Regions from separate parts of the Mus musculus genome. Here all the other regions are linked to region 2. The links are chromatin loops, found by intact Hi-C in ENCODE. Cell type or tissue: left cerebral cortex. All regions are shown on one strand.

Region 1 (8,000 bases), 270 kb before region 2:
CCTGGTTTCAGTGGATCCTCAGCACCACATAAAACTGGTTGTGGTGGCAAATATTGTAATCCTAGCACTTGGAAAGTGGAGGTAGGAGGATCAGAGGTTCAAGCTTGTCTTTGGTTACATAGCCAGTCTAGGCTACACGAAACCTTGGATTAATATAGTGGAATAGAGTAGAATAGAATAGAATAGAATAGAATAGAATAGAATAGAATAGAGTAGAGTAGAGTAGAGTAGAGTAGAGTAGAGTAGAGTAGAGTAGAGTAGAGTAGAGTAGAGTAGAATAGGGAAGACAAAAAGAGGCAAGGAAAAGGGAAGAAAGTGAAGGGGGAGGAAAAGGAAAGGGAAAGATACAAGAAGAAAAAAGTCATCTCAGCTCAACCACTCACTTCCTCTGTAATGGGAGCAGCAGCTCATTCTCGTTCATATTGTCTCTAGGCCAGGGTGAGCTGCCTCTTCCTTAGAAGAAGCACACGCATGTCATCACTCCACTAGCTAGGTCCACCTTGACATCTCAGTGACACCATGATAACTAACCTGCAGAACATATTCTACTTTAGTCGTAGGTTATGACTTAGTTTGGAAGCAACCAGACATTCGGGGAGCCTGGAGGAGCCCTAAAGCACAGCCAGTGAATTGGTTTCTCTTTTCCTGCTATCTAGAGTGTTTCCGGCTGTCATTCATTTGTGTACTTATCCAATCTAACTGAGCATCAATGTGACAGGCAGTTCTAGGTACTGGATCATGACAAAGAATGTGAACCTAACTGTAAGAGTGGAATACTCACCTACTAGTTGATTGAAAGCTTTATGTAATTCTTGTAAAGGTGTGGGCAAGGAAGGAGATCCAGTTCTTTACCCCAAAGTCAGAAAGCTTGTGTATATCCACGTATTCACATATGCGTTTGACATGTAGTGTGTCTTGGTGTATGTCTGAGTGCTTATGCTATGTGTGTGCTTCTACTGGTGTGGGCAGAGTGGGGAGCTAGAGGTGTTCCTCATCTCTTCTTAACTACTTGCCTTATCTCTCTTCCTTTAACTCTAACTACTACCCTCATAGCCTCCCTGGTCCCTGGGCCATCCCTAATCCCCATGCAAACAGTGAAACTACTGCCTATTACAGCTCTTCAGCTTCCCAACCCTCCATCCTTGAGTGCCAATCACATTTATCCTCCTTGGGCCATGATCACTCCCCATGGAGAAGGGTAGGATCGGTAGATCCTGCAGCCTCTGGGTTTTTCAGGGTGAAGTTCATCTCTGGTCACTGAGGAAAGGAGCTTCCACCTGGCTTGTGGCTGGATTTCCCCAGGATTACTGCAAACTCAACCAGTCTTACTATCTTAACATTAATTTCTCCTGGAAAGCCCCTATTCTGACCCGGATAACAAGTACAATTGCACCACTTCATATTGATATTCATCCTAGCAAAACTAACACCTAACTTATCATGCAAAATAAAAATAACTATCCCTATCTTGCCTCTGTGTTAATTTATCAGACATTACTATACACCAAGGAATACATTTAAGACACATTTCTCTAGATGCTGGAGATGGGTGGGATATCTCAGCCTATTCAGCCACAATGACATTATTTGAAGTACAACCCACTATTGGACTTGCTAAAATATTTAGAATTTATTTGTGGCACAGAAAACACTTTGAGCATGATTTGAGCTTAAATCCCCAATGATGCCACAGTAACATTATCCTAGCCTCTGGTCACATGGTCTGAAGGATCTACTCCTATTTAAATCTCAGTTATGATGTACACCACAGGCATCCGGACACTGCATTACTATTCAGATCCCTGAAACAATTTGAAGGAGCCAGGGAGCTAGGTTTCTCTTCTCCTTCTATCTAATGTTTCTTGTTATTGATCATTTGTGCATAAATGGACATAAAAAATTTTCCAGAAGGTAGATATTAGTTATTTATCTTACTCTGTAAATAAAGTCAACCAATACTTTTTGACCTTTAATGTTAACTTTTTAAGAGCCTACTAAAATAAAAATAAGCTATATCTTATATCTTTATTGACTGATTCTATATTTTGTTCTAGCAAATTCAACTTTCCACAAGGATAATTGTAAGTGAAAACATAGAGCCTAATCTAGCAGAGTGTTGATCAGATCCTCAAATACAACTTAACATGTTATCTGTACTACACTGTGAATGCTAGCCTTAACTATCAACTTGACACAACCTGGAATCACTGGGAATAAAGTCTCAATGAAGGATTCTCCACATTGGGTGAGCCTCTGGGACTATATATGGAGGATTAACTTAATTAAGTCAATTGATGTGAAAAGATCTAGTTCACTATGGGAGGCATCATTCCCTAGGCAGGGGATCCTAAACTGTATGACAGTAGCAAACCCAAGTAAATTAGCAAGAATATATGCATCAATTTATCTCTGTCTTGACTGTAGATGCATTTTTTCTAGATGTTTGAGTTTCTTCCCTGACTTTTCTTACAACAATGGACTGTAATCTAGATTTGTAAACCAAAGTAAACCCTTTCTTTCCTAAGTTGTTTTTTTTTTCACCAAGGTATTTTATCCCAGCAACAGGAGTGAAATCAGACCACCCACTTATAATTCACCTGTTTGTCTAATGAGCAAATCTTGTTTTAGAGTCATTTTTATCTATTTTGATCACCTTGAAATTTGTTTAATGGTTTATTAGAGTTGACACCAACTTTCTTTGGGAAGTACAATGAAAATACTTCTGTTGAGAGGGCTGGTTTGTTAGTTAAAGGGATGGGGAGAGAATTCAATTGGTCAAGATGCTTGCTGCTGTGCAAGCACGAGGGCCTGAGTCTCATCCCCAGAACTCAGTAAAAACTATAAAAGGTCGAGCATGGTGGATCACTGGGGTTTGTTAGCTAGCCAGCCTAGCTGAATCACTGAGCTCCAAGCCAGTAAGACACCGTGCGTCAAAACAAAATGAAACAACATACAAACCAACAACATTAACAAAACCCCCAAATGGATGGTGTCCCGAAGAACAACACCTAAGGCTAACTTCTAGACTCTACATGTACCCCCTACACAACTGCACCCTCACACCAACCCTCACAAAGAGGATTTGATGTGTTCAAATAAAAACAAAGTGATGTAGGAGTTCAAAGAATGTTTTCTGTCCCAGGCTGTTCATGCAGAGCTCAGCCCTGCCCCTTTCTAGTGGAGTGGCCATGCTTGCTGTGCCTGGCTCTTCCTATCTGTAGGATGAGGATAAATGGAGCTTTATCTCAGGTGCTCAGTGTCTTGCTTTACTTTTCTCACTTTAATGTGTGTGCTTACAGAGTGCTCCTTGCTAGACAATATTCTGAGACCTTTAAGACATCAATGTGTTTTGTCCTCATAACTCTGTAAACCACATTCTATTGTCTGTATCTACTGAAAGAAACTCAAGTTTGGTATGCACTATGTCTAAGACAGTGCCTGAAAGATAACCAGTGCCCAGGGTCATCAGTCACAGGTCAAAATCTTTCTTTGTATCTTCCTCAGAAAAGTCACTTGACTACTCTTCTTTGTACTCCTCGGATAAGGATGTCTCCAAATAGACCAGAAAATGTCTAGAAATTAGCAGATAGGGGGCAAATGATGGTCATGCTGGAGCTTACTGTCTCCTTTCCCCCATGATCTGTGAATCCTTTTCAAATACAAGATGCTGACTAAACCAGAAGATGGAACACTATCTGAATGCTTGAGCCCAGACTACCCAGAAACACTGCTTCTCCACACAAGCCTTTAGTGAAAGGATCCCCACGTTCACCTTCCTTCTTCTTTCTAGATTTGCCTTGAGGATTCAGGATTGAAATCAAATAGCATTCAACTTCCACAAAGATCAAAGAGAGGTTTCTGGGATTTCCACTAGAGGGCACATTATCAACAGGCCAGAAATAGCCAACAAGTTGGCCTAAAGCCACAAAGAAATGACAGTTTCTAGGAGGTACATGAACCCAGGTATCAGGGATTTTTTTTCTGATTCAGAGAAGCTCCAGCACTGAGAGAGACTCCAGCATCACTAGTGGCTTTGCAACTCGGGCTTTGTATTTCTGAGCTTCAGTGGTTTCCCAAACCTTGGCTTCAAACAGTTAGAAGAGAAGCCAAGAGCAGCTAGTCTAGAAATTTGTTTTTTAAAACCCACTGCTTTACAGCTACTGTGATTTATGTGGCTACTGTGTTCACAGATGAGACTTAATAAACAACCGTTATCTGAGTGCTCCTGGATAACTGTTTTGATCCCTTTCTTCTTTTCACCCTTCTCCTTTTATCTTTCTGACATCTTTTTCTGGATATTCTCTATTTCTTGAGGAGACTTCAAGTGATAGGAGGGAGAAAGTAAAAAAGCAAAGCTCTCAAGAACTCCACTGACTTCATCAGAAATCTGAATTTCCTTCAGGTCTCCAACTGCTCAAAACCTGCCTCCCCACTTCTAAGCAGATAAATTCCAAATTGTCTGCCTAGATTCTGAGGAGGCTGGGCCCTGGAATGGGTAGCCGTTCTCTCCTCTCTACATCTAGAGGACACCAAGTTCTGGCAAGGCCTTTGTGAAATAAAATAAAATAAAATAAAATAAAATAAAATAAAATAAAATAAAATAAAATAAAAAGCAGTAACATACCTGCCTACTTCCACACTCCCCAGAAAACAAGAGAGGTCCCTGTTTCCTCTCTAATAGCTATTTGAGTATCTGGGTGAGAAGACTAGGGTGTCAGCACTTCTGGTGTGAGGAATGAGAAACAGAAAAGCCATATGCTCCTATCAAATTTTGTCTTTTTGTCTCATTCAATTTCCCAGATATCTTTCTGATAGAAATGACTATTCCCATCTTACAGATGAGAAAATGAAGACACATCATTGCTAAATTACTTAAGATACACATCAGTAAACAAAGTATGGCAAAGTTGGGTTTGAACCCAGGGTCTGACTTTAAAGACGGTCATGCTAAAACTAGATGTTAGCTGCTTTTCCTGGAGTTTTTGCCATTTCTCCTCCGGGGGTGAGGATGGAGGAAGTGGTTTGGATGAAGCTGCTGGAAAACAGCAGTCACCACGTGATGAGGTCAGCAGTCTGGAAGCCTGAGGAGGGTGGGATGGAAGGGGCGGGAGATGGGGAGCCCTAACAAGCAAACAAACTACTGGTGTTGAAGACTAGATGTCAGCAGAGGCAAGAAGTGGGGCCCGAGGCCAGGGTGCTGGATCAGACTTCCTAACTCTATGACCCTTTGCGTGGGCCACCATGGCACAACTCCCCACACTTCCACATGACCTGATCCTCCTTCTTCCAATAAATACAGCATCTAGGAGGTGTTTATAGGTTTCTAAATAAACTCCTTCGTCAATATAGCCTACATGGTACATATCTTCACTTATGCTTCAGGAAGACTCTTTGACTCCCACAGAGAGCTCTGGAGTGTTGGCCTGGCTTATAAGGTTTGAAAATGATCTCTTAATATCAACAAATTCAAGTTAACAAACTTATGACAATAGGCAATGAGACAGGGGAAGTCAGAACTCCAGCATAACTCTACCACTTTCTACTTGGGTGGTTTGGAGACTACAATATACTTCTCTGTGTTCCTAGCTGACTCATCCATTAAAAATGGGATAAGGATTTCTTCATCACTAGTTGAATGTATAAACACAGACATTCATAAGTGATCAGTACTAGATAGTAACTTTGGAGGCCATAATTGAGCTGGGATGTTTGTTCCCGTTTGGAGGTACAAACACAAAGCCTGTTCTCAATAAGTTTGCCAAAGTGGAAGAGAGAGGACAATGGGGAAACTGATAAGATTGAACTATGTTAGTGACAGGTGGACACGGTCAAGGCGGTACTAGGAAGGGGGAGTGCGCTCAATCTGAGTAAAGGTGGGGTAAGACACTTCCTGAGGATGACATCAAAAGCCACAGCTTGGTGCCCAATTTTGGTTAATGTGTAGCCACATCTTGGATAGGCTGATATTTCATCAAGGATACCAGATGTTTGCTTTGGTGACTCCTTGCTCTTAGGTCTTGCTTTGAAAACAAAAGCTCTTCTGTGAAAATCAATGAGCTTGCCTCACAAGGTGCCTTAGATCTTTAAATAATATGGATATAGTCACCCTAAGTTAATAACCACACAATTAGGGTCAGAGTTCAGGAAACAAGAAGGGATGGGGAAGGAAGAAACTAAAGACCTACTGTATAAATGTTGACATGGCAGGTAGGAATTCATGTGTGTATGTTTGTTTGTGTGTCTGTGTCAGTAGGTGTTGTGTACTCATGCATGTGTGTGCATATGTGTGTGTGTGTCTATATGTCTGCGTGTTTGTATTGTATGAATGTGTTCCTATGGCTGTATGCACCTATGGGAAGACCAGAGATTGATTTCAAAGGTTCTTGACATCTCTGATTGTTCTCCACCTTGATTTTGAAACAGGGTCGTTTACTGAACATGGAAGTCCTTTAAGCCAGGCCGTCTAACCAGTGAGCCCCAGAGATCTGCCTATACTGGGGGTCCCAGAGGTTGGGGTACCTCCACATGTGGCTTTTTACTTGGATGTTGGAGATGTGGACTCAGGTAGGCCCTCGTGCCTGGACAGCAGATGGTTTATTGAATGAACCATCTCCTCAGCCTTGAAATTAACATTTTGAGAGCCTATAACACACCAGATAACACTAAGAACCTTACCTAATACCCTAGCCGTGGACACTTTTCCTGCCCACTCTTTATTTCGGGTGATAAACTACAACTCCAGTTATTTAAGAAATGTAAGCAGGATCCGACTGCTAAGTAGGTGAAAGAACCAATATTAAAAAACCCAGCTTTTAGTCCTGACACCAGTGCTCGTGATCTTTATAATGCTCTGGATACTCCCAAACATACATACTTGCGTGTGTCTGCTCCTTCTTCTCCAATAGAATGGCATTTATGAATTTGTTCATGGTTTTCCATGCTATGTTACTGCTATGGCCTAAATGGTGTTTCTGAAACAAAAACATGAACATAAACATAAACATAAATATCAGAGGTAGCCTTAAGCCATGAAAATCTTTCAACACACCCACTATAAACTGTTTGTACTAAAAGGCCTTGTAATTGGTCTCCTCCTGTCTCATTCTTTGGAAGGTATCTTTATAGCTCTTCCCACTGGAAGACAGAATCAATCAATCTCTCTGTGTGTCTCTGTCTCTCTGTTTCTCTCTGTCTCTCAGTCTCTGTCTCTGTCTCTCTCTCTCCTTTAAATCTAAGTTGCACTTGGGTTTGGGCTTGGCCAAAACAATATGGTGGAATCATACAAAGTTAGTTTTGGGCTTTGACCACTAGGAGCTATGTAAGCATTCATTTTCTTTCTAGGTCCCTGCCAGGCCTATACAAGCCAGCTGGTAGCATGTGAGATACATATGGAAACAATCTTGGCATCCGAGATGAAACCATCCTAGACTGGCAGTGTTTCTCCAAGCAGTTTATCAACAACATAAACATGAATGAGTCAACTGAGCCAGCCCAGATCAGCAGAGAGACTGAATCAACCCTCAGACTTGGGAGAAATACGTTAATGTTTGTTATTTTAAGCATCTAATTTTAGAGCTCATCTTACTGCATCGGCAGTTAGCTGATACAAGCAAAATGTGAATCCCTTTTTAATTAGGAGTCAACAGAGGCAAACCATGTATTTGTTCTATTTTTAGTCTGTTCTCTAATTTGGACTGATTTCCCCCTAGATTGGATGGACCATCATCCCCTGGGATCTCCTTCCGCCATTTAAAGAATCCTCTTTATTTCTTCACCCTCACATCTTTCTTTTCTTGATAGCATTTAATTTTAGGTAGAATGCATTCTTTGGGGGTTGCCTGAGAATGACTGAATGGGCTTGGATACTGTGCATATCTGAAATTCTCCTCTTATCCATACTTTGTATCATAGCTCAGTCAAGAGTCTAGCCTGGAAATATTTCCCTCCACATTTTCTTTAAGTATAGTTAAATGAGTTTAATTTAACACAGGCTAAACAAA
Region 2 (8,000 bases):
ATTATTACAGAGTCAGTAACTGGTTCATGAATCAGTTCTGCCCAATACAACGCAAGGGGATTTGGTACAGCAGTGACCAAGTATGCTAGCTTGGTTTGGTTTGACTTCCTCTTTTTAAGACATTAATGCTATCTATCATGGGGCACTACTCTTCTGGTTTCACCTAATTCTAACCTTCTACTCTACCATTATCAAGTGGATTTGGGTGTTTAGTTGCCAACATATAAGTTTTCGGAGAACATATTCAAATTCCAGGAGTGTATGAAAAGAATGAGTAGAAGTGATTGCAAAACACAAGCAACGTTCCACCTTGACGCCTGGGGTAATGCTTAATACCTTAGTAAAATCCAAGTCTCTGGCTCACGAAGTGGCTTGACAAGTAAAAGAGCTTTCAGCCAAGAATGGTGGCCTGAGTTCAGTCCCTGGAACCCAATGATGGAAGGAGAGAACTGAATCCCACAAGTTGTCCTCTGACCTTCAATACATGCTGTGGCACTCCTATCCCTACCCAAATAAAAGAATAGTAAAAAAAAAAAATATAATCCAAATCTTGTCTTTTCTAAAAGCATAACAACAGAGAATTCCAATGCTGTGTCATTCTGTGATTAACACTGTGGCTTCTGGAGTCCCTGCTGTGCCTTCAGGCTGGAGGACTGCCACTTTTTCCTCTGCACACATCTTGCCTCATCATGGACTTACTTCCTAGGGTACACTGCATATACCACTGAAAACCTGTCTTCACTGTTAATCTCTCACAAGTAGTCTATAAATACTGTAAAAAAAAAAAGATGTCAAATAATTCAGGATTGCATATACAGAATTAAATATGACTGTATATCTGAATGGGCCATGTGACAGAATTCTGAGAATGTGTTTTGGTCAGGAGATCACACTTTGTAAGTAGGCTGTCACGTGCCCACTCTCTGATAGACATTTGTTCCTTTACGAAATCAGGCAAGAGATAAGTAACACTGCTTTCTCAATAAACATTTCAGTTGAAAAACTGAAAGAAGGGATTTGTTAAGCATAAATACACAGAGCACTGATTAGTGCACTTAAAACACAGCTGCAAGGCTTCACTTTTCTGAACTTTTGTAGTTTTACACAAATAAACAGCAATAATACCGAAGTTTTAGATCGTTAGAACTCAATAAAAAATTCTAAGAAGTGTTAAGCACACAGCCCATGCCATAACTCCCAAAGGCAGCCAACAAATCCCCTTTAGGGAAAACAAAACAAGAGTACTTCCAAATTTACAGATTTTAAAATCCTACATAAGTATGTGAAAGAGAAGTGGGTTCACTAAATGCACCTAATTCAGTCTCTGATGATACAAAAACCAGCTTAGTTTTATTAAAGTACGAGGATGAAAAAAAAAAAAAAAAAAAGAAAGCCAACCCTCTAAGTTCATGTTTTCTAAAATAATTAATGTATTCAAGTAGCTTAACAAAATCGTATTGGTAAGAGTTGGTAGAAAGATTCGGGCTCCACATGTAGCATAATGCCTCTATTGGAGGTCTCTGTCATAATGTCCGAAATCTACAAATATGCTATCTCACAGAACAAGACAGAATTAAGATGAACGTGGATGGAGGTTGTTATCAACTGATCCTGAGATGGGGAAAAATCCATTATCCTGCTGGGCCCAACATAGCAACAAGACTTCATCCTCTCGATGGAAGCGAGGTAGGAGGAAGTGTGGAGAGATACAAGTGTGCTCAATACTAGACTCGCTGTTACTGAGCTGGAGGAGAGACAGGAACTAAGAGCCCACAAATCTGAGAAGGCTTTGGATGGAAAAAAAAAAGCAAAAACAAACAAACAAACAAACAAACTAAAACAAAACAAAACAAGGAAACAGATTGCCTACTAGAACCTCCAAAGAAGACAATCCTGGCTAGACGCCTTGACTTTAGCCTAGTGAGATTCATTTTATACTTCTGACCCCAAAAGCTTTAAGACAATGAATGTGTACTTTAAGTGGATAGTGGGTAGTGATAATAAAACTACTCAGTTTGCCTTGGGATTCAGCACCATCTTCCTACAAATGATGCCGACAGACAAGGTGTTCAAGGTATCTACCCGGAGGTAGAGGATAAGTCCAGGTAAAATGCCAAGACTTAGCAGATGAAAACTATCCATGTGAATTTCTAAAGGCAGAAGCAGCTGACTCTAAGAAAAATCTTGGAAACTACTCATTTTTTGTGTCTAAGAACACACACTCTTTCCTTTTTAAACAGAGTTTAGGAAATTCACACTCTCAAAAAGACCTCACAAGCAAGGATAGGCCATTTCACAGGTATTTTTCCCAATCTAAGCTTTCATATTCCTCGATGTTTTGAGGCAGGGAGTCTCAAAAGTGTGCTCCATTAAACTCACAACAGTATAAGGTGCAGATTCCTGAGTCAGAGTTTCTGCTAAGTGTAGGCAAGTTCAGTTTTAACAAATGAGGACCAGGCAGAGAAAATATTATATACTATACAGTTAAAGACAATATCCAGGAAGTATTTATTAAACATTACTCCAAAAATGACTTAGGTAAATTGTCCCTATTAGCCCCTCTTTAGAAATCTCAGCACACGGATTTTATTGTTTTTCTTTTTCTTTTTTTTTGTTTTGTTTTGTGGCCTCAGACAGCTCAGAAAGTGTGGGCTAGGCCTACTGTACCAGGTGGTGGTAAGAATGATTACTTAAATGTCTAATGGTTTCTAAAACTGTTTTCTGTGCCCCCATCCTAACCCCCAGCCCATATTCATACACGTAAGGAAGAATAATGCCAGGTCTGCCATTTTATATGCTGTATGTTAAATAACGGAAGGACAGTGGGTATATCTCCGAGTTCAATATCACTGCTTAAGAACAATTTTATGTAATAGGCTGTATGAATTTCATGCCACATATTTTACTTGAAACATTCTAGCAATGTCTGTGATTCTGTATTTTCTAAGTTAAGTCTTGTATGCTGCATACATTAAGTGCAGTAAGATTTAAAGTTTTCCAATAGGGACAGGTCCTTTGAATGAATCAGTATGGGTAATAGTGGCTTTGAATGTATGGGCAGCTATATTACATTAGAGAGGAATGGTAAAATTAAAGAAATTTGACATGTGATTGATAAGGGTCTAAAATAGAGGGATTTAAAACAGACCCTCCCTAGGTGACATCGAAATTTCTCAAATTCTAAAGCAAGGTCACAGAGAAGCCATGTAGCCCTGAAGGCAGGCCAAGGACGGAACCATGCTCTCCCAAGTCTGAAGACAGTTCTTTTGCCGCATGCCATAGGCTAAGTCAGCAGGCCCGTTTCTGGGGGAGGTTGAAAGGAACAGGAAGAGTCCGCACTTAACCTCACAAACCGTGTCCCCAATCAAGAAAGCCCCTGACCCAGGCCCCATTGCTCAGCTAAAGAGAGAAGTGGAGCGAGCGCAAGCCACTCACCCTGCAGCAGCTGAGTACTGTGAAACCACCTCCAACTTGCTCCACGGTCGACAGGCCAAGCAGCAGCACCCTGAGCCAGTCCCAGGCTTCGACGGCTGCTAAATCCCAGAAGGTACCGAAGCAGCGGCTGGTTACAGTGAAGCCTCCAGGAGGCCGCCATCTTCCCGGCTTTCTCCGGGAAAGCTCGCAAGTCAACTAGATTGGCGGCCTCAAGGCCCGTCCAGGCCCCGCCTTGCATGGGCTGGCCCCGCCCACAGCGCACGCTCCCCGCCTTGGACTGGAGGACTAGTCCTTCTAACACCGCCTCCAACCTTCACGGGCACGCCCACCGGCCGGTTTGCGCCGCCGCAGATTCTCCAAAGGGACGAGGTCCCCCTCAGACTCCGCCTCTCACTCTTGCTCCGCCCCCAGGCTGCCCGCTCTGTCGCCTAATAGCGTTCTGCCGGCCGCTCAGACTTGGAACGAGCGCGGGACAGATAACGGAGCAGAGTCAGAACCATGTCTGGCTGTCAAGCTCAAGGAGACTGTTGCTCGCGGCCGTGTGGCGCGCAGGTAAGGACGGCGGTCTACAGCAGGCGAGGTGGGGTCACGGGCCGCGGGGTGGGGCTTCGGCCAGGAGCTCTAGGCGGCTAATTCCTAACCCAGTCCGCGAAAGTCAGAGGCCCCTCTGTGCTAGTAGGACTGCTCTACCGGAATTGTCAGGCACCCCAAAGGGCACTCTTTTGGGCAGTTGTCCTTGCCTATCTTACTTGACGTTATGAGGTGGGAGCTCTTGGAAATGATTCTTCTTTAAGGAAAATGGGCCCTGGGGCAACATGGGTTTTCTTTCAGTTAAACAGGACGCAGGCTTATGAAATGCCTTCTAGTGCTAAGAAAATGGTGAACTAGCGAACTAGAAGAATAAACAGCTTCGATACTAACTGATAAGCCCTGCAGAAGACTCAGGGGAAGTCCACAAAATTATATCTTTACTAACCTTTCGTCTAGCCAAGGGGTCTCAATTTAAAATAAAACAGGAAATATTTAATGCAGAGCATCTGAACTATTATTGTCTTGGAATAAGTGGCTTTTCACAAATTCTTTATAAACCTTGAAATTAGGCACGACTGAAAGGGAGATTTTGCATATAGGACACAGGTCCCTGGTGGCCATCCCTATATATGGAGAACGAGGAAAGTAGAAGCAATGTATCAGAATCAAGGTGCATTGATAGCAGACATGTTTGTCATCCCTTATTAGTAAATCTTGGTGACGGTCATCATAGAAATACAGATTTTTTTTTCATACTAAGTGTTGTGCCAGATCAGCAAAATAACCTGTGATTCAAGAGCTGTGATTGAATTTATCAAGACAGAAAATAGCCACATACAAAAAAGAAGCTGAAGATGTTTTTCAAGTATAGAAGGAGAAGTGGGTGGTTTCAGATGGTGATTTGTCAAAGACTTTTGAATACCTAGCATTTTAGATTGGCCCATATTTTGAGGAAACCACAAAGAAAACTCTAGGACCACCATATACCTCAACTAGAGATCTCATTACATGTCTCTAGCCTCTTCTTGCTGTTTGGAGGTATAGACGCAGTGTCAAATTCTGCTTTTTTGAGGGACACTTAGAAAGTCATATTCTGTGTGAAATTTCCTGATTCAAAAATGTTGGCTTGAGTTCTAAGTGTTGTGCAGATCAAATAAACGACTTTGGTCTGTGTTGGGGGGTGGGGGGTCACTATTGCTGTGGTGAAACACCATGACCAAAGAAAGCAACTTGGGGAGGAAAGGGTTTATGTTGCTTCTACTTCTACTTCACTGCTCATCATAGAAGGAAGTCCGGACAGGAGTACAGGCGAGCAGGAACCTGGAGGCAGGAACTGATACAGATGCATAGAGGGGTGCTGCTTACTGGCTTGCTCCCTCTGGCTTGCTCAGCCTGAACTCAGGACCACCAGTTCAGGGTGGCACCACTTACAACGAGCAGAGTCCTCCCTCATCAATCACTGTGAAACTCCTCTATAGGCATGCCTTCAGCCCATCTCATGGAGGCATTTTTTTTCAACCGAAGTTTCTGCCTCTCAGATGACCACAGCTTGTGCCCAGTTGACATAAAACTAGCCAACGTGAACCCCTTACTACTTTTTTTTTTTTTGTTAACGTATATGTATCCTTTAAGACTTAACTATGTGTTACCTGATTGGAAGGCTTCCCCAACAGTGAACAAAACAACCCAGCACAGTCCACAAGATATCAGTTTGAACCGTTTGATATTAGCCTTTTCTTAATGTAAGAAATACGGTCTTAGTGCACCCAGTGTTTATTGAGCAGAGCGCTATGGTATATGGTATATGGTATATGGTATATGGTATATGGTATTGTATAACTTACAAGAACATGTCTCTTGTTCCTTAGAAAACCATGCCTTGGGGGAAAACCCGGGAAGGCTTGCTTGTTTGCTGGCTTTTGATTTTTTTTAATTTTGCCTCATGTATCATGGCGTTCTATTTATAGTGACGAAAGTTCGATTTGGTTCGGTCTGACTCAGTTTGCCCTATGTGTTAGAGATTAGTATTAAGTTATTAACAACACACAGAGCACAGCAAGGATTTTGAACAAAGGTAAGTTCCAGAAGACACAGCAGGATTCTTCCCCCTCTTGCAGGTTTCTGAGAAACACAGATAGGAGGCCCATGTAGTTCATGAGTCGTAGGTGTTTGTAGTCAGTTTGCCTCTGGGTCCCTGGACTGAGGAAAGGGAAAACATTTGTGCCTTTATGACTATAGAATCACAGCAGCCTGCTTGTCATTTCACTATAGCAGTCACTGCAGGGCATCTGCCAGCAACTAGGACCTGGAGGCAGAGGCAGCTTCAATACTCTTTCCATCTACAGTATAATTTCAAAGTAAAAGAGTAGGGGTTTATAGCCGTATTGCCTGGGTTCAAATCCTGGCCCTGCTGTCAGTTATCAGGTAGACAAGTTAATCTTTTGGTATGATAGGGCTGGTATAAGGTAAAGTTGTCCATACAGCTTTAACAGTAGTGCCTGACCCACAACAAGCACTTGGCAATTCCTGTTGTTGATAGATCATACTTACTGGCATTCAGACATGCATACATACTTTGTTCTTCCTCTTGTTTAGGCTATTACCTTTCTGTTTTCCTGATCTCAGTTTCTGTTTCCTAGCAGAAGAGAACCTATTTATTAGGCTGTAGCTCTCCTATGTCTTCCATCTCTTCTTGTCTTCTAAGTCTGCCTCATAGCATAGGCTATCATTTGGATATGAGTATCCGCAAAGTCCTATATGATAAAGGCTTTTCACCCAGTTTTCGTACCATTTGGAAGTAGAAGCTCCTGTACACGATGGGGACAATCGAGAGAGTCTTATGTCATCGGGCATGTGACCCCAGAAGGCAGGGAACACCCTATGTACCTTCTTTATCTTTTGCTTCGTGGCCATTAGGTGAGCCATGGGTGCCACCATGTCCCCTTTACCATTAACACTCTGCACCCCACCAAAGGCTTAAAACTAAGAGACCCACCTGATCGTGGGCTGGGACCTATAAAACTGTATGTAAGCCCAAGCAAACCTTGCCTTATGTTAATTATCTCAGGTATTTTGTTATAGTGTCAGAAAGATGACTACTACTACTACATGCAATAGGAGATTGTTTCTACTAGACAATTTTTCCATCTGTTTCCTTATCTAGGACTCACTGCCATAACGACATTACTGAAAGAGTCTTTAGAATTTTATGCCCGCAAATTTCATCTACTTCTAAATGAAGCGAGTGAAACCCACTTTGGTCTGGCTTCCAAATACAATTCTTGAAAGCATTTGTTACTTAGGGGGCGCAGTGAGAGGGCTCAGCAGGGAAAATTGCTTACTGCCAAGCCTGGCAGCCTGTGTTCTGTCCCCAGGACCCACATGGTAAGACAAAACTAACTCCCTCAAGTTGTCCTCTGATCGAGCACACAGGTGTCATGCCCACACACATACATACACACACACACACAAATAAAACAGTTCTTTAACATGTTACTTGAAGTAGTTAAGGCTCACTTTCACCCTTTCCTAACGCAGCCCTCAGCCAGCGAAAGCTCTGCTGTCCACCTTCCTTGTGCATCTGCTGAGGAGCAGAATGCTACTGGGGACTCTACAACTCTGCTCATCAGCCTCATTTCGTCCTGGTTAGTTCATCCTCAGAAGGCATGGAAACTTCCAAAGTTAAAAATATATCCTGCTTCTCTGCCTTCACGCACAGAACCTGATCTGTAAACAATCCCATTTTCTGAACCTTCCTCTCCACCTGCACAGCGCACTGGCTCCACCCTTCAGGAGTTCAAGCATCCTTCCGTCCCAATCTACAGCTTCTTCTTCTGTGACTCCCAACCATTTTCTGCTATACACTACCATCCTATAACTGTGACGATCTTTACTACAGCAAGCTCCTCAGAGTGGGTCGTGTCGCACTGATATTTCTCCCCCCGGGGCCTAACAAAACTCACGGTTTGTTGAGTGACTGAGTGAAGCATATGATAAATGCCAGGAGACAAGTGCAAAGAGCAAATGCTGTCACA
Region 3 (8,000 bases), 480 kb before region 2:
AGAGAGACTTAGTTTGCCTCCTTAGAAAGTAAAAATCTGAAAATGTGTAGACTAACAGTTTGGAATGTTTCAGGTTGTACCATCTTTGAAAACTGCAAGAGCTGCCGCAATGGCTCCTGGGGCGGAACTCTGGATGACTTCTACGTGAAGGGATTCTACTGCGCAGAGTGCAGGGCAGGCTGGTACGGAGGAGACTGCATGCGTAAGTAGACCCCCTGTGCACATGCACAAGCTCTGGCTTGGTTTAGCATCCAAGTCTCAGCTTAGAATGCAACTCATGTTTACCTTGTTGGAATCTCAGTTTTGGAATGCACGTGGCTAGAGATAGGACTATCAAAACAAAGATAGATTTCTATCTATCCAGGGTGGATAGTGGACATATGTTTGGGATTGTGTTTCTAGAAGCTTCCTTATCTTGACCTCAAGTTCACCTTTTGCTCAAATAGAGCCAAATACTTACACACACACACACACACACACACACACAGACACACACTAACACCACACACACACACACACACTCACACCACACACACACACACTCACACCACACACACACACATACTCACACCACACACACACACACACACACACACACTCACACCACACTCACACACACACACACACACACACACACACCCCCCACACACACACACACACACACACACTCACACCACACCACACACACACACACACACACACACACACACACACACACACTCACACCACACCACACACACACACACACACACACACACACACACACACACACACACACACACTCGCGTGCCATAATGGATATTCAACTTTGAGGTGGCTTTGATCAGCAGATAGTGAAATAGGGTTCACTATTGTCTTGTGTAATGTATTTAAAATAGAAATTTCTTTGATACATTTCTTAACTCCTGGGTTAAGTTCTTGAAACCACATAAACTGCTAGGACACCATTTTACCCAGGAAGGGAATTCTTCTGGAAAGTACTTGATCTCAGAGGATTAGTCATTGTTATTCTTCTCTGAGCTTCAAAGCTCTTTGAAAGAGCTTTGGAATGGAAATCTGGTACCTCCCTCAGTCCAGGATGCTCCTCATGGCTAGCCTAGGATGTTTCCTGAGAGCCTGTATCCATGGCCAGGCCCATGTGGTGGGACTTCAGCAAATCTGCTTTGTTTGTTTCTTAGTGGGGTCAGAAGCTGTCAGGGTGATCAGCTTTACTTCTGTGAATGGCATTCCTAGTTTACAGAGACTTTGTTTATAGTGATGCTGTCCCAACCACTGGACCTAATCTGTAGCCAGATGCTAGTAGTTTTAAGACTCCACCAAACCCAGAGGAAGAGAAGGGTTAGTTTATATTCCAGAGTGAATACAACAGTTCTAGAAGGTGGGTAAATTTTAAAGTGCTGGTCTCTACTGCTGATTTAAATTTTCTGTGCTACTTTAATTGGATTCCAGGAAATTTAATTTGGGGCTTTGTAGATTTTTTTTTAACCAGGCTGGTTAGCTGTGTGATATAACCTGCTTTTCACCTTGGCAGCTACTCTATGCGATGGTGGGAGAAAACAATGATCAGGGTACAAACTATAGAATGCTATCTATCCTATGGCACTGAATAAGTGTGATAAGTACATCTGAAGTATTTAGTGCTTTGCTTAGAGATAGTGAAAGCCCAATGTTATGTGCAGAAGTGATATATTGACTTGTTTTCCATATACCTCTAATTGATAAGATGGTAGGAAGTCCAAATACAAAACTGCTTTCAGTAATAGATTAGGAGAGATGTGGGGTTCTGGAAATTGAGCTCAGCTAGTGAAGTGCTGGCCACGTAAGCATGAGGACCCAGGTTTGGTCTTTAGCACGTATGTAAAGAGCTGGGCATGATGGTCAGGGGGAGTTGGAGACAAGTGGATCACGGAGATTGTGGATGGCCAAGCTTAATCAACTTGGTGAGTGTCAGGCCAAGCATAGACACAAACAAACAAACAAACAAACAAACAGCCAGGACAGACAGACAAGCAAACAAAGATAGAAAATATCTGAGAAATGACATTCAAGCTGCTCTGATATCCATACACATGAGATTCATAAGCATGTATGTACACACACACACACACACACACACACATCTAATTCCTAAATATAACCTCTTCAGTCTGGATAATGTTATATATACATAATGATATGTATATTTTCAGGGATGACCATTTGGCCTTGAACAACTAATTGGTGTGCTCTTCCCTGGGGACGAGCACCTCCTCCATTCCTGGCATTCCTCTGTTTTTTAGAGTTCCTTGTGTATGGCTGAGCCTTGTGGACCTTTCTTCATCCAGTTTGGCATCCAGTCCACTGATGTCATCCTCACTCAGCTCGTGCAGTCGTGCATGGGACTTAATAGTAGCTTCTGATATTGCTAGGAGACACAATTTCCAAACAAACTCCCTGATCTTCTTGCATTTATGATCTTTCTGCCCCCTCCTCTATAATGTTCCTGAGTTTTAGGTACAGAAATATTCTGTAAATTTATCTATTGGAACTACATTCTGGTTAGCTGTGATTTTTTGCAGTGGTCTCTGTCTGTTGCAAAGTTAGGAGAACTGATTTCAGTTTGTGTCAAGCTGACAAAAACTAACCCAGAAGGCCAGAAAAGTGACACCTGACAGGTAATTCTAGCAATATATCAAAGGCTCATTGAAGTGGAGCCAGTGCCGTGTGCAAAGGTCATAGCTAGGAATGCTACTTCAGTGGCTAGGTGAGAGGAAAGAGCAAGTGATGAGAGGAGCTTAAAGAGCAAGATACCACTCATTGACACGCTAGAAGTATAGCGAGGGACCTCAAGTTCGTCTGAATAGCAGGTAGCCAGAGATATCCCATGCATGGCTTTCCTAAAGTCTCTGTCAGTTGTGTGCTGGGTTGAGCTTCAGTATAAAAGCTGGCTGCAGAGTCTGACTTGTTGGGTTGCCAAAGGCACCACTCTAAAAGTCGAGCTTTCTTCAGGACAACAGAGTTAGCTCAGAGAAGATACCGATCCCATTAGACAGGATAAGTAGGAAGTTTGTGGTATTATTTATCAGATGGTACATTCATTCAAAGGAATGCACCCCAGGTGCTGGACACATAACGACAAGCAGGCAGCCGGTCTCTTTCATGGTAGAGCCTGCCATTCAGCAAAGGAAGATAAAAACAACAAGACCAAGTAAAAACAAACCTGGAGAGCAGTCCATTCCGTGAAGTAAACAAACAGAAGAAGGGCCAGATTCCTCTCTGCATCCCATTCTGTCTGGGACACATGGGAGGCTCTGATTGCATTCTGCCTGTTTTGAAAGCCTCATTCCACACAGTGTATGCCATCACAGCCGCAAGTACAAATGGTGCATTTCTTATGGAAGCCCAGTCTGGTCATCACGGATTACAATGAACCCTCAAGGAGAATGAAGTCCATCTGTGGAAACAAGGTCAAACCCAAGACGACAGCAGTTTCATGTTCTTAGGTACTTGTTGCCTATGTAAATTCAAAGCAAATTCAGGGGAAGAAGCAATGCATTTGTCTGTCTGCTGAATGCTTATCTGGAGTTGGCCATTATACTGCCTTCTGTGAAGGTGAAGAGGGGATACCATACTTGGGTGGTCCTATTCTAGCTGGGGCACAATACAGGTGCTGCAAGGCTGTACCACTATTTTCCCAGTAGATGGCGCTCAAACAATCCTTTCCTGCCTGTCCTTTCTCCTGAAGGAGGAGGGCTTCTTTCCTGTAGGGAAACTTTCCATTTCCCTTCCTGAGTAACATGTAGAATCTTAGCAGGAAAGGGGGAAGGCAGGTCAACACTGAGAGGCTCAGACATTTGGAACTAGAGAGACAGAACAGCACCTTAATTTGTTACTGTCTGTACTTTTGATGATATTGGCACCTCCTTACAGTCGTAACAGTCAGTATGTGATCGTTTCATCCATGGTTATGAGATTCTAGTCTCCAGGAGAGTACCTGCATGCCTAAGTCTAGAACCCAGAGACTTGGATCATTTTCATCTTTCTGCATTAGGACAGATAGTTTGATGGTCTCAAAACTATCTGTGCTGGGAGCCATGGGTGCTATATTACTAAAAGAAAGATCTATTTCTTTGTACTTTCTCAATGTTTCAGTTAAAATAATTTCAAGTCTACAGGGTTGAAAGAACTCTCTGTGTCCATGCTGTCTACTTGGATTCACCAATTATCACTTTACAAAACGTAACATTCTTTCTCTTTTTAATACTACAAATGTTAATATTTTGTGTTTTATGATGTTAGCATAATCTCTCCTTCCTGTGTTTTCCTCTTGAGAGACAGGGTCTCAGGATGTAGCCCACTGTGGCCTGGAGGCCTCTGTCTTTCTGCTTCATCCTTCCAAGTGTTGGAATGACAGCTGTATTTCATGATGCCTAATTTTTCTTTCTGAACCTCAGATTTGGCCAGTGAAGACTTTAAAAACCACCGTCACACTGGTTTTGAGCACCCCTCCCTCCTCCTTTTCACTCCTCATAAGCATTTTGAGTTCACCTGTACTTCTTTCCCAGGTCCTCAAACCAGCAACTTCTCTGTGACTCTGAGTTTCTTTCAATGGTGGCACTCAGGGCTGTGACTAAGTGCTTGCGATTTGAGGTGCTGGTGTCTAAAGTCAAGAGCAAGGCTGATATCAGAGCTCTTTAGACTGCAGAGTTGGCTTCTCTTTATTGACTCTTTGAGAATTTCACATCATAGTCCGCAATCACACTCACTTCCCATTCCTTCCATATCTGTACCCCACTGTGACTCCCCAACAACAACAGCAACAAAGAACAAGTCTAATTTGTGTTGTCCGTAGACTTACTGGAACATGATCAAACTCCCAGCAGCCTACTCTCTAAAGAAAACTGAGACCTTTCTGCCTGCACCTCAACCAGAAGCCATCGATTGTGGGAGCAATTCTCCAGCATCCTTGTCACACTTTAAAGAGTTCTCTTGGTGGCTTCCTTTTTAGGCTGTTACTTTTCAGGGAGGGGGTTGGGGCCTGAGTAGGGGGTATCCCAGAAGCCTTCCATCTTCCTCTTTTTCAACTGAGTGCCTGCAGCCACCAACATCACTGCCAAAGTAGCTTCCTTGCTCTTTGATCTGGAGCTCAGATCATGGGCTTCCTTGTGTTTTCTGGTGACAGCATAGACCATAGACACAGCCCCTGGTGGTAGGACCCACATGTAGGCTTCAGCAGCATCATGGACTATGGTGACCCTTGGAGGAGGTCTAATCCAGAAAGTGAACCATTGTTCACCTTCGGTCTCCATCATTGCCTAGAGCCAGGGAGATCCTGCAGCTGGGTGGTATGCTCTAGGGCGGAGCTGCATCTGTGTGAGCCCCAGGCTGCTTCTTGCCATCCTGCCACTTCATGGGCAACAACCTGATCCACTGTCAACCCCAGCCCTCTTTCATACCTGCCTCTGTCATTGCATCTCCAGTTCTGCCTCTCTCCACAGTGCGAGCACTGCTCTGCTCCCATCTTCCCCATCTCCGTCGCACATTTGTTCACTGTAGTGACATCTGCCAGCCCATGTGCCCACATGAAAAAAATTGACTTCCTTTGTGGAGCTGTCCTGATGACCTCCAGGGCTGGTTTCTGGAATGAGATTTTTTTTTTTTTTGTGGGAGGAGGTCAGATGTTTTGGTTCTCTTCTTAAATTTAATTTTCATTGTATATATTCATTGTACATGGTACCACGTTACCTAAGGACAATTGTGCACAACACTGTACATTGAGCATATTTTCTCCATAGCCCCACCCCCACTTTCTCACCTTCATCTTCCATCAGCCCCCTTTCGCTTCTACTTCCACATCATATATACATACATGATTTTTATATATTTATGTAAAATGTAGGAGCCAATCACATCTTAGAGAAAACATGTGATATTTGTCTTCCTCAGACTGGCCTAATGTGTTTAATACCATCATCCCCAGTTGTACCCATTTTCTTGCAAATTCAACTTTGTTCTTTAGCGCTGAAAATTTCCGAGTATATAGGTAACATTTCCTTAGCCATTGCCTTGCTGTTGGACACTTAGGTTGGTTCTATAACTTAGACATTGTGAATAGTTCTGCAATACATGTCAATGTGCAAGTGCCTCTGCTGTGTGTTGGCTTGGCAACCTTCAGGGGAAGACCCATGAGTGAAAGAACTGGGTCATGTGGTGCTAGCTTGGGGTCTTGTTTTGTTTTTGTTTTTTGTTTTTTTGAGGAAACTTCATAATAACCAGACTTGCTTATTTCCCCTCCAGCAGTGTATAAGGGTTTCATTTTGCCCTAATTCTTGCCAATATTCATAGTGATTCATATTTTTTAGTGACTGCCATTCTAATTGGGATGTGAAGGAATCCTAACGTAGTTTGAATTTATATTTCTTTGATGGACAACAAGCATGAACTTTTTTTTCACATGTTTATTGGCTATTTTTGTTTTATCTTTTGCAAACTGTCCATTTCATTAGCCCATTTACTAATTGGGTTGTACAATTTCTTACGGTTTAATTTTTGAGTTCCTTGTATATTCTACATATTAATCCTATCTCAGACATATAGCTACTTAAGATTTTCCTACCATTTTGTAGACTTCTTCCCCATTTGATTATCTATTTACTTTGCTGTGCAGGAGTTTTTAATGTCACAAAGTCCTGTTTGCCAACTGTTGCCATTGTTTCCGGAGTGACTTTAGTCTCATTCAGAAAGTCTTTGCCCATTCCTGTATCTTGAATCATTTTCCTACCTTCCTTAATACATTCAGAGTTTTAGGCCTTACATTAAGATCTTAGATCTATTTGGAGTTGATTTTTATACAGGACGAGGGACAGGGAGCTAGTTTCATCTAAAAATGGTATTTACTTAATGTGGCCCTCAGGCTTCTCCTGGCTCCCCCACATGAGCTTCAGGAGGACCCACAGCCCTGAGGATATTACTGTGTGACATCGTAGCCAATACCACAGGGATTCTGAAGCTTCAACCCCTGAAGGATACTGGGGATCTAAAGAGGTTAGGAAAGCAACCCATATGAGAGGATTTATAGAGAGAGATTATGGCCCCTAATACGTTTATCTTCTTACTTGTGTTTGGACAGAGGCAGAGGAGCAGAAGAACTGGCTGTGAGCCATGCCCCCAAATGTTCGAGGGCTAGAGCATCCACGATGATGTGTGTGCAGGCAAACACACGAGTCATATCCAGAGATGACTAAGAGAAAAATTTGAGACGAGGAGGATCAGAGGAAGAAGGAAGGTTGGGTAGGGGTCGGGGGACAGCGAAAGGGAGACAGGAATCTGTAACTTAATTTTTTTCAAATTCTATTTTAAATGATGGTTCTTAAATGCTTTAACCTCCCTTGTAACCCACCACCGACAAGAGGTAGAGTAAAAGAAAGGATATGGGTGACGTGGACCTGTTTAGAAAGGTTCTTTGGAGCAACTCCCATCTGTGTTGTCTGGAAATCTGCAGTTCAGTTCACAGTAGCTCCATCTCTTTTCAAACACTTTATGGCTACGCCAGCAGTCCAGTTCAGCAGAGTCGGGTTAGCAATGGTGGTGACATGACCTAGCAGAGACAGCCAGGCCTCAACGTCAGCTTGAGTCAGCAAGAGAGACCAACAAGAACACCAGAAGTTCTCAGCTGTGCCTCTCTCAGGGAAGCAAAGATTAGTGAAGACCCACAAGCATCGCAGAGCTAGCTGTACCAGCAAGCCAGGCCCTGTCCCTGACACTCCATGGAGTTCTATTTGTACTCCCCTCACCCCCAAACATCATGTTTCCTCCATGTGCCTTGCCTTAGCATGGCTCTTCCTCAGCATGTGCATCCAATCAGCCCCAGTCCTCAGAGTCCCAACAACAGAGCTCAACTACAAAATGTAAGGTGGACCAATGCATGCGTTTTGTTAGCAAGGAATCCTTCATCAAGTTTGCTTTAATGAAACATCCTCTCTCCTGTGTCTGTTTCAGTGAAACATTCCTTCATGAGATTG

What was found. Hi-C counts contacts between places; a loop is a spot of excess contacts. Peaks named below come from ENCODE experiments on the same cell type or tissue, not always from the same donor. Only the 100,000 strongest peaks of a DNase experiment are listed, where the experiment ranks them.
Region 1: a loop joins it to region 2, with 2.3 times the contacts of the local background. A loop is called at or near these places in 9 of 42 quality-filtered maps.
Region 3: a loop joins it to region 2, with 2.2 times the contacts of the local background. A loop is called at or near these places in 8 of 42 quality-filtered maps.

The regions. Positions count from the first base shown.
Region 1 is chr2:102,800,376-102,808,375 of GRCm38, forward strand. No RefSeq gene overlaps it. Among named protein-coding and RNA genes, the nearest start is that of Gm13872, 58 kb to the left of the region's middle. In left cerebral cortex, a CTCF peak has its summit at 3,870 (motif pointing right); DNase peaks (open chromatin) are centred at 3,893 and 7,450.
Region 2 is chr2:103,069,855-103,077,854 of GRCm38, forward strand. Pdhx (pyruvate dehydrogenase complex, component X) reads right to left here and starts at 3,659. Exons shown (of 11, transcript NM_175094.5): 1 at 3,436-3,659. The coding sequence starts at 3,595. Apip (APAF1 interacting protein) reads left to right here and starts at 3,821. Exons shown (of 7, transcript NM_019735.4): 1 at 3,821-3,987. The coding sequence starts at 3,934. In left cerebral cortex, a CTCF peak has its summit at 4,570; DNase peaks (open chromatin) are centred at 3,728 and 4,539; H3K4me3 peaks cover 2,430 bases; H3K27ac peaks cover 1,452 bases.
Region 3 is chr2:102,586,522-102,594,521 of GRCm38, forward strand. Pamr1 (peptidase domain containing associated with muscle regeneration 1) reads left to right here. Exons shown (of 11, transcript NM_173749.4): 3 at 74-202. Among named protein-coding and RNA genes, the nearest start is that of Pamr1, 41 kb to the left of the region's middle. In left cerebral cortex, a CTCF peak has its summit at 3,676 (motif pointing right); a DNase peak (open chromatin) is centred at 3,694.